2 separate regions of the Homo sapiens genome follow, and region 1 is linked to region 2. Evidence: chromatin contacts called from ENCODE Hi-C data. All regions are on one chromosome and are shown on one strand. The core of a region is the stretch at or near the end of the contact, and the rest is flanking DNA. Distances in the headings are between cores, read along the strand shown.

Region 1 (7,122 bases), core at 396-2,895, 6.4 Mb before region 2:
TTTTAGTAGAGATGGGGTTTCATCATGTTGGCCAGGCTGATCTCGAGCTCCCAACCTCAGGTGATCCACCTGCCTCAGCTTCCCAAAGTGCTGGGATTGCAGGCGTGAGTCACTGTGCCTGGTCGCATTGATATAATTTTTATAAGATACTCCAGTCCCAACCCAGGTACATATTTTTCAACTTTCTAAGCAAAATTTTAAATAATATTTTCATAGTAAATTGGGAATGTTTTCATCCCTTAATTAAAAATAAACCAGTCAAGCTGGGCGTGGTGGTTCACGCCTGTAATCTCAGCACTGGGAGGCCAAACCAGGTGGATGGCTTGAGCCCAGGAGTTCAAGACCAGCCTGGGCAACACAGTGAGACATTGTCTCTACAAAAAATACAAAAATTAGCCTGGCGTGGTGGCGTGCACCTGTAGTCCCAGCTGCTTGTCAAGCTGAGGTGGGAGGATGGCTTGAGCCTGGGAGGTGGAGATCGCAGTTGAGCCTGGGAGGTGGAGCCAAGATCATGCCACTGCACTCCAACCTGGGCAACAGAGCTAGACCCTGTCTCAAAAAAACAAAAAATAGGCTGGGCGCAGTGGCTCATGCGTCTCAAAAATAAATAAATAAATAAATAAATAAATAAATAAATAAATAAATAAAATTAAACCAACCCACAGTCCCTTAAAAGCTGGGCTCTTGCACAACCCTAAACTGCCTCAGATAAGCCGTGGTCAGTTTGTGAGACTCATTGATCGTGTGCAATTGTGGTCCCATGGCACGCTTTGGATTCAAATTCTCATCCAACTTCCCTTGCTACCCCAGGTCGCCCTCAAACTTTGTTCTTTTATTCATATCTGGCAGGAAGCTCAGATGAGTAAGAGAAATATCTTGTTTTCTGATGGTCAAATCTTGATTTATTATCACTCAGGGCCATTATCGTCTAAATGTTCTCCGTGGTTCTAAAGCTTTAGTGTACGAGATCACGAGGATGTGAAAGGTACTTTTGAAAAATTCAGGTCTCAGAACTCCAGCCCCAGTGATGCTGATTCTAAAATTCTAGGGATAGGGAGTGGGGGACGCAGGTGGAATCAGAAATCTGCCGTAAGAATAAAATAACCACAGGCCACCCTGACAAAGGTGGTCTTCTGGCCTCCCTTTAAGAAGCACTGGGGAGGACCTCAACCCCTTCTGATGGTTGGACAGTGATATTTTACCAGCAGAGGCAGGACCCTGATGCGTTCCAATGGGGTGTTCCTCTCTGAGCTCTTTGGACGGAATGACAACCCCAAGCAGCAGAGCGTGTTAGCAACAGGTACCCCAAAGGCTGGCTTGCCCGTGTATCTCTGTGCAGGGACGCTTTCACGGCGTTGTTTCCCTCCAGAGTGCACAGTGAGAGGAAGAGCGGCCAGCTCCGCCCGTGGCGGTCCCCACCCTGCGCGCCCGGCCACTTACTTGCCCACCACCAGGCTGGCGCCTTCCAGCACCGCCAGGCTGCGCAGCGCATCCCGCGCCAGGAAGCGCTCGCCGCGGGCGCACACCAGCACCACTTGCTGCGCGTTCTCCAGCAGGAGGCTGTGGCCGCTTGCCATGTCGCCTCGCGCCGAGGGTCGCCGGGAGGCCACCGGGCTCGGGCCACCGGCAGGACTCAGTGGAGGACGAAAAGCCGCAGCCTGCGCTGTCCGGGGCTGGGAGGGTGGGGCGGGGGCGGGCGCTCGCAGCCGCTGCCCTTTGCTCGCCTCCCCCAACCACAGCAACGGGGGCGGTAATCATTGCAAGAATGGCAACGAGTAATAAACCTGATGAGGAATCCTCTCTTTTTTGGTCGTCTTGTCCCATCCCGAGTAAACGAGATGGAGACTAGTGTCCCTACTTTTCAGATAAGGAAACTTAAGCTTGGTCACCCCGAGAGATCAAAGTGAGCTGTGTGGATCACGTGGTATGTGGAAGCGCGTCAAGGGTTGGCTGGGTGAGGGCACCCGGAGTGTTCGGGAGTGAGGGACCGGAACCTGGGGTAGAGCCCCGGAAGGGGGGCCATGGGGGAAACCTCTGCCCGGGGGGTTGGGGTGGGAGCCTGGAGATAGCGCTCCTGGAGAGGGCAGAGTAGGGGAAAGCTGTGCCCAGGGGCAGGGACGGGAGCTTGGAGGTAGAGCCCCGGGAGAGGACAGAGTGGGGGAAACCTCTGCCTAGGGTGCTGGGACGCGAGCCTGGAGGCAGAGCCCCGGGAGGGTACTGCGTGGAGGAAACATCTGCCCACAGGTTCTGGGGCGGGAGCCCGGGACGCGGAGGGCCGCGAGCCGAGGGAACCTGGGGGTGGGGAGGAGGGGGATGCGGTAGGGGAGGTGCTCCTGGGTCCGCGCGGGTGGCGGGTGCCCCGCACTTATCCGTTGGCCAGCTGCGTTCCGGGATCAGCTACCAGACGGTCCCTGAGATGACCGGGAACCGGGCTGGGGGAGGATAGAGCCGAGACTGGAGGATCGATTGGCACCTCCGCCCACTTTTCCCACAACGCCTTCCCGAACGATAGGTTGGAAAGGCTCCTGGATCCAAACTCGCTGAGGTAAAATAGGTTTCAGCTCAGTGTCCGCCCCTCCGCATGCCCCCTCCCACCCCTCAGCTGTGTCTGGTGGGCCTACAAGCAACTTGCGACCAAAATTGGAGACAGAATCAAGTTTATGGAAGATGGTCTGTGATTCTCAGCCTCGTCGCTTCCTGCTACCAATTGCTATGGAAACACTGCCAGGCCCAGGCTTTTGAGTCCTTAATTACTTGATTTCGTTTATTCATGTTTATCACAAGCTCTGTGTTAAGTCTTGTGGAACATACAAAGATAGGAAAGGCGCTTTCCCTGCCCAGTAAAGACTTTACAATAAAAGTGATAGATGTGGACACAAATAATATACTATAAAAGCAGACTAAGCCTGCAAACCCACAAAATATAAAAGTTAATTTAGTCTCATTAAAAAAACCTGGAACAGAAAGCAAACACTCCTTTAGATGACCACGATAAATAAGAATATAATTTAGCTTCATATTATGGCCTATAAAAGAGAGATCAGTTAGGAAAGAGAAAGATAAAAATTGGAAAATATATAGACAATGTGAGTGAAAGAGACCCTAAGGGTGGGGGGGAGGGGGCATCAGAAGATTATTCACAGCTCATATACACAATCACAAACAGGTTGTTTGTGTGTGTGTGTGCATAGCTTTTAAAAAGTTTATACATACATATATTTCTATGTCTTTAAAAAGAGAAGTAGAAATAGTGGGGAATAGAAACACATAAAGTCACTAATTCACAGAGAAATATTAAAATTTTCTATTATAAAATTTCTGCTGAAGACTTTAATCAGTTACATTTTGCAATTTTAGGCATATTTGCAGAACTATGCAATTGTATGTATAAAGGATGGGTTAAAATTATAGAAAAATAGGGTTCAATAAACTTGTCTTAGTCTGAGTTCTGTTTCCTATAAGCTGTTTGACCTTGGGGAATTTCTTTACAGTAATTTCTCGAAGCCTCGTTTTCTCATCCTCATCATAGGGAGAGCTGTTTCTACTTTATGGGCTTGTCTGAGTTTTAAATAAAATAAAACATAAATCACTTAGCCCAGTGCCCAGCTCTAAACAAGTAATAGGTATTATTACTATTATTCGTGTGTTTTAATCCTGCTATTTGTCTTCCTGGCCAATTAAGTTAAAGATTAGATTTCAGCCAATAGTATAGTTCCTCTCCTGACTTCACAGACCATGTACTTAAAGCTTGCAAGTTCTGGGTGAGTCTAAAAGAAATTATATTTCTTTTTCATAGGTATTTATGTTTGTGGGTGAACTGTGCATCTGATTCACAGTCCAGACAGACAACATTACCTGATAAGCTCCTGCAAACAGGAGGTTTGCAAAAGCAGAAAGGATGAGTGAATTTCTTTCCTTAGTTACTGTTCAGTAGTTATAGATGGATAAGGATGACACATTTTTCCTTGGTAATAACCAACATCCCGATAGCAGCTCTTATAAAATACTTTTCACATTATCTGACTTGTATATGCTGACTCCTTAACCCATCCTTCCTTCCTCTTGACCTCCAGTTTTTTTTTTTGTTTGTTTGTTTGTTTTTTTTCACTTCGCAAAAGGGGCAGTCAGAAATGTCAACAGAAGCGTCCATACTAAATAGCCTGACGCCAGCAGTGCCTTAAAGGTCAAGGTGAAAGTAATTTCCTCATCATTGTGCTGTGCTCTGACCTAGTCAGAAGCGGCAGCGTGCATCTAAGCAGGCCAAGGACCCAGTGGCTCCTGGCTTTTAGGTAAACAAAAAATTGCTAACTGTGATCTCCCCACACCATCCAAGGACACAGTTCACAGCCCCTTTTCCTAGTATTTGTCCAAGGTAGGCGGAGAGGAGGTGGGAAAAAAAAATGGAAGGGCATTGGGTCTGAGAGAACCAGTCTAAATCCTCATATGCATGTGAAGATAAACATTGCTTTTTATCTCACATTGAGATCATCTGGAAATTCGTTTTCATTGGGTTTTAGAGGGGGTTGTTGCAAAAAAACAAATAAACTGATTCGAATAATATCTGGTAGACAGTGTTATTATTCATTTTATTTAGAGTTGGTTTAGAAACTTAGGACTGGGCCTTATCAAATCCCACTCCTCTTTCCCCACTTCCCCTGGAGCTCAGAATGTTAAGACTCTACATGAAGCTGATTCAGGTCCCCCAGATTTGCACTGATATTGCTGGTAGACTCCTCTCCAATGACCAGGTTTCAAGAACTTTGATTGGGAGTTTCTTACAAAAAGTAGTTGTCAGTTATGCTCCCATTTCAAATGGCGGCAGTTGACAGAGTGGGCCAGAAAGAGGAAGGATCTGGACAATATCTAGTTTGAAAAAAGTATAAGGGATCACTTCTTCACAAGCCTACTATGAGCAGGCACTTTGCATATATTATCTGTGTTTGAAAATTGCACCAGGCCTGTAAGGAAGGTGTTATTATTCATACTTGATAGAAGATTCTACAGTGCATTAAGCATAATTCTCTAGACCCAAGAGAAAGAGTGGATAAGAGTCAGAGGCAGGAGTTAAACCTACCTGCCCCCAAAGGCCAGGGGTCTTTCCATAGTGCCATTCCTACTACCCTTGCAATGACACTTGTCAAGAGACCTGACTCAGAGACCACATATAATTGTACAGCTATTAAAGGAACACAACAATTAATTAAATCAACCAGCATGGGGTTCACTTGAAAGAACAGTATACATTACACCCATGTCCCTTTAGATATCTAATATATATCTCAAATTTCACATGTTCCAAAATGAGCCTCTGATCTTCCCAAGTGCCCCTTCCCCCACTGCCTTCTCTGTCTCCATTTATGGCAACTCCATCCTTTCTGCAATCAGTTCTTTATCTCATACTCCACATCCAAACCATCAGCCAATCCTGTAGACTCTACTGTCAAAACACATCTAGAATCGGACCACCTCTCACCACTTCCACTGCTATCCCAAGGAAGGGATAGCATTATCTCTTGCCTCCCAGTGGCTGTAGTCTCCTAGTAGATCTCCCTGTGTGACCCTTTTCCCTTTCTACAGTCTCTTCTCAGCTCAGCATCAGAGTGATTCATTGAATGGTTCCATTTCACTGAGAAAATGGCCTCCAGGGCCCTCGTGATCTTGGACTTCTTGTCTCTCTGGCTTCATCTGGGGTGCTGTCCCCTTTGTTCACTGTGTTTAAGGCCCACTGGTGTCCTTACTGTTCCTGAAACACACCAGGCACATTCCTCCCTCAGAGTGCACCTCTCCATGTGCTTACACTCCCATAGCACATACTATGCAACTGAGGCCATCCAAAGGCTGGACGTGGTAACTTACCTAACAATCCCACAAGGTAGATACTATTTGCATCATTCCTCTTGAAAGATGGGGAAATTGAAGTGTGAGGATTAAGGGACATAGAGAGAGTCTATGTTCTTAATCATTTAGCTTATGCGACCTCTAAAATGGATGGCTGGCAGTTATACACCACCATTTTACATTCCTGATATTTCTGAGCTTTTGATCTTTTTCATCTATTGGAAGTTGGATGTGAACGTGTATTTAAGATGTGAACTTTCAGGCATTTGCTATGCAATCCAATAACATTTTCCCTCTCTTTTGGTACAGAGCCTTTGTTTAGCCATCATGCTATTTTTATTTCGCACAACAAAGACATCCACTGACTTCAACATTTTTTCTGATTGGAAAGGGGACTTTATAATCCCTTCCTAACAATAACTGGTTCTGTTCCTCTCCCTCCCTTTTGTTCACCAACCTTTCATTCATCAATACAGGAATTCATGCATATGGAAGTATAGAAGTATAACAACATCTGGAGACTGCTGATTGCATTTACATGTTATATGAACTATATAATAGAGACAGAATAAGAGCAGATATCTGCTCTTAGCAATTGGTTTAAAGGAACAGAACTTCCAGTTTTTCTGTGAGTGAAAAAGTCCTTGAACCCATGGATAAAGATGCTCATTGCAAAAAGACTTTAAGGATAAAGGGAATGAGAGTGGGAAGGAGAGTGAATTTAGATAGATAGAAGGACCAAAGGAGTGAAAATGTGACAAGAAAGAGGTGATCAGAATCCTAAGAGTGGAGATGAGTACAGAGTGTAAAATTGAGAAAATCTACAAATCTTTAGTATTAGCCATCCAAATTCCAAATACTCATCAACCACAGGTTGTCACCAATTTTTCACCGATCTTTCTTTTCCCCCGTGAGAATGAATTTAATGCCTGTGAAAAAATGTTCAGTCATTTGAAAAAGTATAATGTCAATGTTATAGTTTTTATTCATTTTTTTCTCTTTTATAAGCTTTGACATAATTTTTTAAATATTTGTTTTTATAACCACTGGAACTAAAATCAGATGCTAATTAGTAAATATTAGCACATAATAGTTCCCACTTACTGAGCTGGTCTGTAAGCCAGGCACCCCACTTGGTTAAATCCATTGCCCACTGAATCCTCAAGAAAGCCTTAAGAGGTGTGTCCACTTTATGAAACAGGAAGCAGAGGCTCAGAGATGCTGAGTAATTAAGATGTAGGCTCCATGAAGACAATAGTTTTTGTTCTTTTTTGTCTTTTTAAA
Region 2 (7,567 bases), core at 5,068-7,567:
GTCATCTTTCAATCAATGCAGAAAATGTTTATTATGCCCCTACTATGTGTCAGGGATTGTGGTGCCTGTAGAGTGATACTAAAATGAGTAGAACACAGTTCTTATCTTTACTGACCTTTCACTACAGTTAAGTGCTGATAGACACATAAACATGATGTAGATGTAAAGGCAGCAACATAAAATAGTGCTAAAAAGAACTCTAAGTTTCATACCATCAGGACCCAAAGGAAAAATAATGTTTTATTTTTATAAGGAGGAATAGGTTCAGAGAAAGATGATTTTACATGAACATATCTTCCCAAGTCCTGAGGTATGTTTCTTTGTGTAGAAGTTGGAGCAAGAGAGTAGCACAGGCATTCATGAGTACAGAAACCGCTCTAGCAAAGGCTCCAAAGGGTGGGTGTGTGTGGTTAACTGCAATGGCTTAAGGATTGGCCCAGGGGAGATGAGTGGTTAGATATAAAATAGGACTTGGTTTGAGGCATTTAAAAGTGAACTTAAAGTGCATTTTAAAGATCTATGGCATGATATGCCAGTGGTTCCCAAATGTTGATGCATATTATAATCACCTAGAAAGCTTGTTTGAAAACAGATTTCTAGTATTCACACTAGACCTTCTAAATCAAAACCTCTGGGGTGAGGCCTAAAAACATTTACTTTTAGCAAGATACCCTGGTGAATCTTATGTTATTTGTTGGTAAATGCAGGGTGGACAGGTGGAGGGGAGAAGTTTTGAAGTCAGAAAGCAAGTTGGTGGTTACTAAAATATTCTAGGAGGCAGAAGGCAGGGTCTGTGGAGTGACAGGAGCCATTAGACAGAAAGATAGGAAGATAAAATATATGATGAGGAGCATGCTTGTAATCCCAGCTACCTGGGAGGCTGCTGCAGGTGGATCACTTGAACTCAGGAGTTCAAGGCCAGCCTGGGCAGCCCATCATATATATTATATATATATATATGGTGAGGAGGTAGTTGATAGGACTTGGAGACTGAATGTTAACTTAAATGAATCATGCAGTTTTCAAAAATGTAATTCATTATTGATTCAAACCCATCTTGTACTTTTCCATGTGCTCTCCTATACTTTGGAGGAAGTGTATCAACAAGGGAGTTCCATTGCCTGTAAACAGGCTCAAAATATGTTCACTCCAAGTGCTATATAGTAAGGTGAACAGTAGATGGCACTTTTGTACTATGCTGAATTTCCAAATTTGAAGGCCAAGGAAGAACCAGTGCTAAAATAAAAATAACTCTTTATAATGCTCAAGTAAGTACATTCAATTTCTGTTTTAGGGGGAACTGTATAAGAAGGGCTAATTAGAGGTCAGTTTGTCCTAGCTAGTACCCGGCCTCCAGTAAAACCTTGTAGGTTTTTAAATACTGATCCTGCTTGTGGCTCCCACCCACATAAATGATTAGGTTGCAGTCCAGAGAGGTCTAAATAATCATTGTAGCAAGTGGAATTAGGCTTGAGGTTAGAAAAAACTTCCCCAACTTTGACCACATTTCCAATTGTCTACCTCTGAGCTTTTGCTATTTGCAAAGGTGAAGAAAAGCCGAAAAGAACAAAATCAAATACTATGGAAAAGAACAATGGGAAGGGCAGTTTAGAGTAATAAATGAGGACAGTGGAATGAAAATAAAGGAGATATTACTTTCATTTTGTAAAACTTATTATTATAAACCTTGGCAAGAATGCAATGTTTTATACATTTACATAACACTTGCAATCACACAAAAGTCATGACAGTGATTAAGAGAGTGGATTCTGGGCCAGGTGAGGTGGCTCACACCTGTAATCCCAGCACTTTGGGAGGCCGAGACAGGCGGATCACGAGGTTAGGATATTGAGACCATCCTGGCTAACACGGTGAAAACCAGTCTCTATTAAAAAAAAAATACAAAAAAAATTAGCCGGGCTTGGTGGCGGGCGCCTGTAGTCCCAGCTGCTCGGGAGGCTGAGGCAGGGGAATGGCGTGAACCTGGGAGGCGGAGCAGCTTGCAGTGAGCCGAGATCGCGCCACTGCATTCCAGTCTGGGCGACAGAGTGAGACTCCGTCTCAAAAAAAAAAAAAAAAAAGAGAGAGTGGATTCTGGAGGCAGACTGCGAGTGTCTAAAAATCTCAACTCTGCCACTTCCTAGTTAGCAGTGTGCCTTGGGCAAGTAACTTAATGTCTTTGCATATCAATTTACTCATCTATAAAACGGAAATGGTAATAATAGCACATCTCTAATAAGATCGTTATGATCACTAAATGTCAAAATTTGTAAGGTACTTAGAAAAGTCCTGGCATGTAGTGAAAACATAGGTAGGTATATTAGTCCGTTCTCACATTGCTATGAAGAACTACCTGCGACTGGGTAATTTACAAAAAAAGCGGGTTTAATTGGCTCATGGTTCTGCAGGCTGTACAGGAAGTATGGCTGGGGAGGCCACAGGAAACTTACAAACATGGTGGAAGGCAAAGGGGAAGAGAGCATGGCTGCTCCATGGCTGGAGCAGGAGGAAGAGAGCAAAGGGGGAAGTGCTACACACTTTTAAACAACCAGATCTCGTGATAACTCACTCAGAACAGCAAGGGAGAAATCCACCCCCATGATCCAATCACCTCCCACCAGCCCCCTCCTCCAACACTGGGGATTACAATTCTACATGACAGTTGGGTGGGGACACAAATCCAAACCATATCAGTAGGTGACAAATTTTTTAAGATCAACTTTAGGTAATAGGATTAATATGTAGTTTCCCTCCCATCTTTTAAATTTAAAACATGTGTTTCTTGATAATTGAGAAAAAAAGTAAAAGCTAAACTTTTACTAAAACACTTAAATAAAAATCTATATTTTTTCTTCTTGTGAGCTAGTTTCTAAATCTCCAACTTCTTCCCTTTTCTGCTTCTCCTGTGCCCAATATTAGACGTAACATACCTATGAGTAATCCTGAGGTCCTGATTACTCTTCAGCTTCTGGCATTATTATTTTATTATTGGGGTGAAATACCTGTAATGAAATTTACCATTTTACCCATTTTTTAGGTGTACAATTCACTGGCATTAAGTACATTCACAATGTTGTGCAAACATCACCACTATCTATTTCCAGAACTTCATCATCCCAAACAGAAACTCTGCACCCATTAAACAGTAACTCCCCAGTCTCCCTTACCCCCAGCCCTAGTAACCTCTATTCTACTTTCTGTCCTTATGAATTCACCTATTCTAGGTACCTCATATGAATGGAATCATACAATATATGCTCATTTGTGTTTGGCTTATTCACTTAGCAAAATGTTTTCAAGGTTCATCCATGTTATAGCTTGTATCACAATTTCATTTCTTTTTATGGCAGGATAATATTTCCTTATATGTATATATCACATACATTTTGTTTATCCATTCATCTGTTGGATACTAGGATTGTATCCACTTTTTGGCTATTGTAAATAATGCTTGCTTTGAACACTGGCATCTGTTGGAGTCTCTGCTTTCAATACTTATGGGATATACCTAGCAGTGAAATTGCTGGATTATAAGGTAATTGTATGTTTAACTTTTTAGGAACTGACAAACTTTTTCACAGAGCTACATCATTTTACATTCCCACCAGTATCCAGCATTAGTTTTAAACATGGCAGGCTTTTAAAATAAATCAAGCCTAAACTGGTAATATGTAGCAAAACTAAGAGTCCTGCAACAGTTTGCTGACAAGTTGCTGATATCAACACTCTTAACATATCATCTCCTAGACTAATGCAGTGTTTCTCAACATAGACAGCTGAGACTCCCATAGTAATCATCTATGGAGCTTGTTACATCAGAAGGGCCCTGGATCCCACCTTGTATATGTTGATTCAGCATCTCTGGAAATGGAGCCCCCAAATCAACATTACAAATGCTAAAGCATGAGACTCACCAACCCTAGATTGCTGAGTTCTTGAAGGTAGGGGAAATATCTTAGTCATCATTGTGTCCCTCAAGGCCAAACATACAACAGATATTTAACAAGTGTATACTTAAATTAACTAATACTGTAATCTAAAGCCTACCTGTTTAGTTGTTAAGTACCATATTCAATAAAATTAAACTCAATCACTAGACAACTAGGGAATCTGTAATTAAGGTGTGTAGCATACCTTTCATTTGCATAAAACACATGTCTTACCAGCTGTGTTCTATCATGCCCTTTGATGTTGCTAAGGATCTTTACACTATATGTAATTTTCAGCTCAGAACATCACGCTTTGAGGCAGGGTTAAAAAAAAAAAAAGGATATGGACTTGGAATTAGAAGAACTGTCTCTGTGTGACCTCTAAGACCAATATCTAGGAATCAAGTTTATAACTTGGAAACATTGAAAACATTTTGTAATTCTACCAACTTCATTGTTTGGCTGAAGCACAAATGATACTATGTGTAACAAAGCCTGCTGTAGAAACGTGGTCTCACAAAAAACAAACAAAAAAAACCATGTTTCCAAGTCTTCCTAAAGACTTTAAGTATCCAGCTGTGTAAGTTTAGTGCTCTAAGGTATACGCAAATAAGCAGATGAGAATGGAAACATATCGCAGAAAATTATTAAGTGCATGCACAACATTTATTCATTCATTCACTCATTCATTCATCACGCACATCCAGCAACTATATCAATATCCTGCAGGGCACTGTGTGGAAAACAGTGGTTAAATAAATTCAAATCTGCCCTCAGGGGATTTAGTTCCTTTTAGTATATTAATAACTAGCAAGCTGCCCCTCTTCATGTCAAAGCTTTACGTCAACAAAATAAGCGGTAGGGGATCACCTTAAACGTCACGGGTGCTGTCTCTTTAAAACGTAATAGAACTCTGATCGCATCGATCACAGGCTCACAACGCCCTTCCATTCATCGCTCTTATTCCAGTCCTGGTTACTACCCCACTTCCTGACATCAAACCAGGGAGAACGCGAGTGTTAGTTAACATGGCTTGGTGTGTGGCCACAGCTGACCCGGCGCATACCTCCCGTCCTCTCTTTACAGGGCTGGCGGTGTCTCGGGGCTCGGCTGGCCATGCCTGGAGCGCGGGGTTTGACTGGGCCGCCGTTGTTGTAGTGACCGGGAGGCGCTGCCGCTCTGGGCAGACGGTTCCGGGAGCCGCACGGTCCCCTCTCCTTCCCCATCCTCTCCCCTCCCCTCTCCGGGTTCCCCCACCCACAGGAGCCTTGGGCCGACCACTCCCCCGATGGCCTCAGCCACGGTAAGGACGGGTTGGAGGTGGGGGGGGTCCCTCCCTGGAGCCTGTCCCGCGGGCTGCGGGGCCAGGTCCGGGCCGAAGCCGCACCTGGAGGGAGATGGAGGCAGGTGTCCGTAGCCGGGTCCTGAGCCCCTCGTCCCGGGGCGTCCGTATCTCACTCTCTGCCATCGGGGCGGACGGAGTGCGGAACCCAGACCCGGCTCCCGGACGCTCTTCCCCGAGTTCCGGAGCTCCGGACTGAGCTGGGCGGCCCCACGGCCCCCAGAATTCTCGGAGGGTTTCCGTGGAGCGCCTGCGTCAGAATCACCTAGGAAGTATTAAAAAAAAAAAAAGTACCAAAGCCGAGGCGCATCCTCGCACCTGCCTGCCTTGGGCCAGCGGGCGGGGCCCGGGAACGTGCATTTCAAAGGGGCCGCGGTTCCTGCGATGCGCTGGACTCTGGGAAGCGCGAACAGAGCGTTTTGCGGGCTCTGCGGGGAGAGCTGGCGCCGGCGTCTCCCTGTAGCAGGACTGGGCGCCGCGCCCGTGGGTGGGCTGCTGCCCGGCCCCGCCGCCCAGCCAAGCCGCCGCCTGGGTGGCCATTCCCAAGCCGGACTCCGGGGAAGTGGCAGCGTGGATCCCAGCCGCCAGAATTCGAGGTCTGCGGCGGCTTTCAAAACTTGACAACTTTCCTTTCCAGGAGGACCCCGTTCTGGAGCGTTATTTCAAAGGCCACAAAGCTGCGATCACCTCCTTGGACCTCAGCCCCAACGGCAAGCAACTTGGTAAGTCTTATTCTTGTTTTGCTTTTGTAATGAGACTAAACTCCATGGGCCGGAAACCTTTCCTCCTGTCCGGGCAGGGTCCCTAGGAGAACGGCTAAGGGCCTGTATGAGGGTTGAGAGCACCCGGAGACGAGGGCCCAGCGCGGCGGGGCGCAGCTAGGGCCCCCTCTGCCATCCCGGCCCCCAGCCCCCGGCCCGGCCAAGAGCCTCCTATCCAGCGGTCTGGGCCTGGCGGACGACTTTCGCAAACTAACCACCAGGAGGAGTGAGTGGGAAGGGGAGGGGTTTCTCCTCGGCCCGGGGAGGGTGGGGTGTTGGCTGGAGAGTTTGTGAAAAGTTGTGAGCCGAGCAGGAGGAAGTAGGGAGAGAGGAGTTGGGCTGTGCCGGAGGCCGAGGACCGAGAGGGCTCAGGTGACCCCTGGAAAGCCTGGGTGGCTGGAAAGGAGCCTAGCGCCTGCATGAAAGGAAGAACCTGCTGGGAAGTACCTGAGCTCGAGCTGTGGGTTCCGCCGCCCTTCCCCTGCGTGGTGGCTTGGTGGCCGCGTCTGCGCCTCAGCCCTGAGAATCCGGATGGCGGTGAGGTGGACTTGGGCAGGCAAGAGCTGCCTGCTGCTGGCGTTTTTAACAGTGGCCTATATCTTCGTGGAGCTCTTGGTCTCTACTTTTCATGCCTCCGCAGGAGCCGGCCGTGCCAGGGAGCTGGGGTCAAGAAGGCTCTCAGACCTCCAGAAAAATACGGAGGATTTGTCTCGACCGCTTTATAAGAAGCCCCCTGCAGATTCCCGTGCACTTGGGGAGTGGGGGAAAGCCAGCAAACTCCAGCTCAACGAGGATGAACTGAAGCAGCAAGAAGAACTCATTGAGAGATACGCCATCAATATTTACCTCAGTGACAGGATTTCCCTGCATCGACACATAGAGGATAAAAGAATGTATGAGTGTAAGTCCCAGAAGTTCAACTATAGGACACTTCCTACCACCTCTGTTATCATTGCTTTCTATAACGAAGCCTGGTCGACTTTGCTCCGTACCATTCACAGTGTTTTAGAAACTTCTCCTGCAGTTCTTTTGAAAGAGATCATCTTGGTGGATGACTTGAGTGACAGAGTTTATTTGAAGACACAACTTGAAACTTACATCAGCAATCTTGATAGAGTACGCTTGATTAGGACCAATAAGCGAGAGGGGCTGGTTAGGGCCCGTCTGATTGGGGCCACTTTCGCCACTGGGGACGTCCTCACTTTCCTGGATTGTCACTGTGAGTGTAATTCCGGTTGGCTGGAACCGCTTTTGGAAAGGATTGGGAGAGATGAAACAGCAGTTGTGTGTCCTGTTATAGACACAATTGATTGGAATACTTTTGAATTCTATATGCAGATAGGGGAGCCCATGATTGGTGGGTTTGACTGGCGTTTAACATTTCAGTGGCATTCTGTCCCCAAACAGGAAAGGGACAGGCGGATATCAAGAATTGACCCCATCAGATCACCTACCATGGCTGGAGGACTGTTTGCTGTCAGCAAGAAATATTTTCAGTACCTTGGAACGTATGACACAGGAATGGAAGTGTGGGG

What was found. A loop is a pair of places that touch in the nucleus more often than their neighbours do. Pooled maps may share reads with other maps.
Region 1: a loop to region 2 is called in a pooled map, with 7 times the contacts of the local background. The contact joins the promoter of AMDHD1 here to the promoter of GALNT4 in region 2. A Hi-C loop is called at or near these places in 3 of 50 pooled maps.

The regions. Positions count from the first base shown.
Region 1 is chr12:95,937,854-95,944,975 of GRCh38, reverse strand. It overlaps AMDHD1 (amidohydrolase domain containing 1), which reads right to left and starts at 1,645. Exons shown (of 9, transcript NM_152435.3): 1 at 1,441-1,645. The coding sequence starts at 1,577. It overlaps CCDC38 (coiled-coil domain containing 38), which reads left to right and starts at 2,362. Exons shown (of 16, transcript NM_182496.3): 1 at 2,362-2,545.
Region 2 is chr12:89,523,546-89,531,112 of GRCh38, reverse strand. It overlaps GALNT4 (polypeptide N-acetylgalactosaminyltransferase 4), which reads left to right and starts at 6,317. Exons shown (of 1, transcript NM_003774.5): 1 at 6,317-7,567. The coding sequence starts at 6,564. It overlaps POC1B-DUSP6 (POC1B-DUSP6 readthrough), which reads left to right and starts at 5,066. Exons shown (of 11, transcript NR_189589.1): 1 at 5,066-5,232; 2 at 5,909-5,993. POC1B (POC1 centriolar protein B) reads left to right here and starts at 5,066. Exons shown (of 12, transcript NM_172240.3): 1 at 5,066-5,232; 2 at 5,909-5,993. The coding sequence starts at 5,218. It overlaps POC1B-GALNT4 (POC1B-GALNT4 readthrough), which reads left to right and starts at 4,851. Exons shown (of 3, transcript NM_001199782.1): 1 at 4,851-5,232; 2 at 5,909-5,993; 3 at 7,440-7,567. The coding sequence starts at 4,958. It also overlaps POC1B-AS1. RefSeq lists silencers at 5,111-5,370, 5,921-6,300 and an enhancer at 6,391-6,600.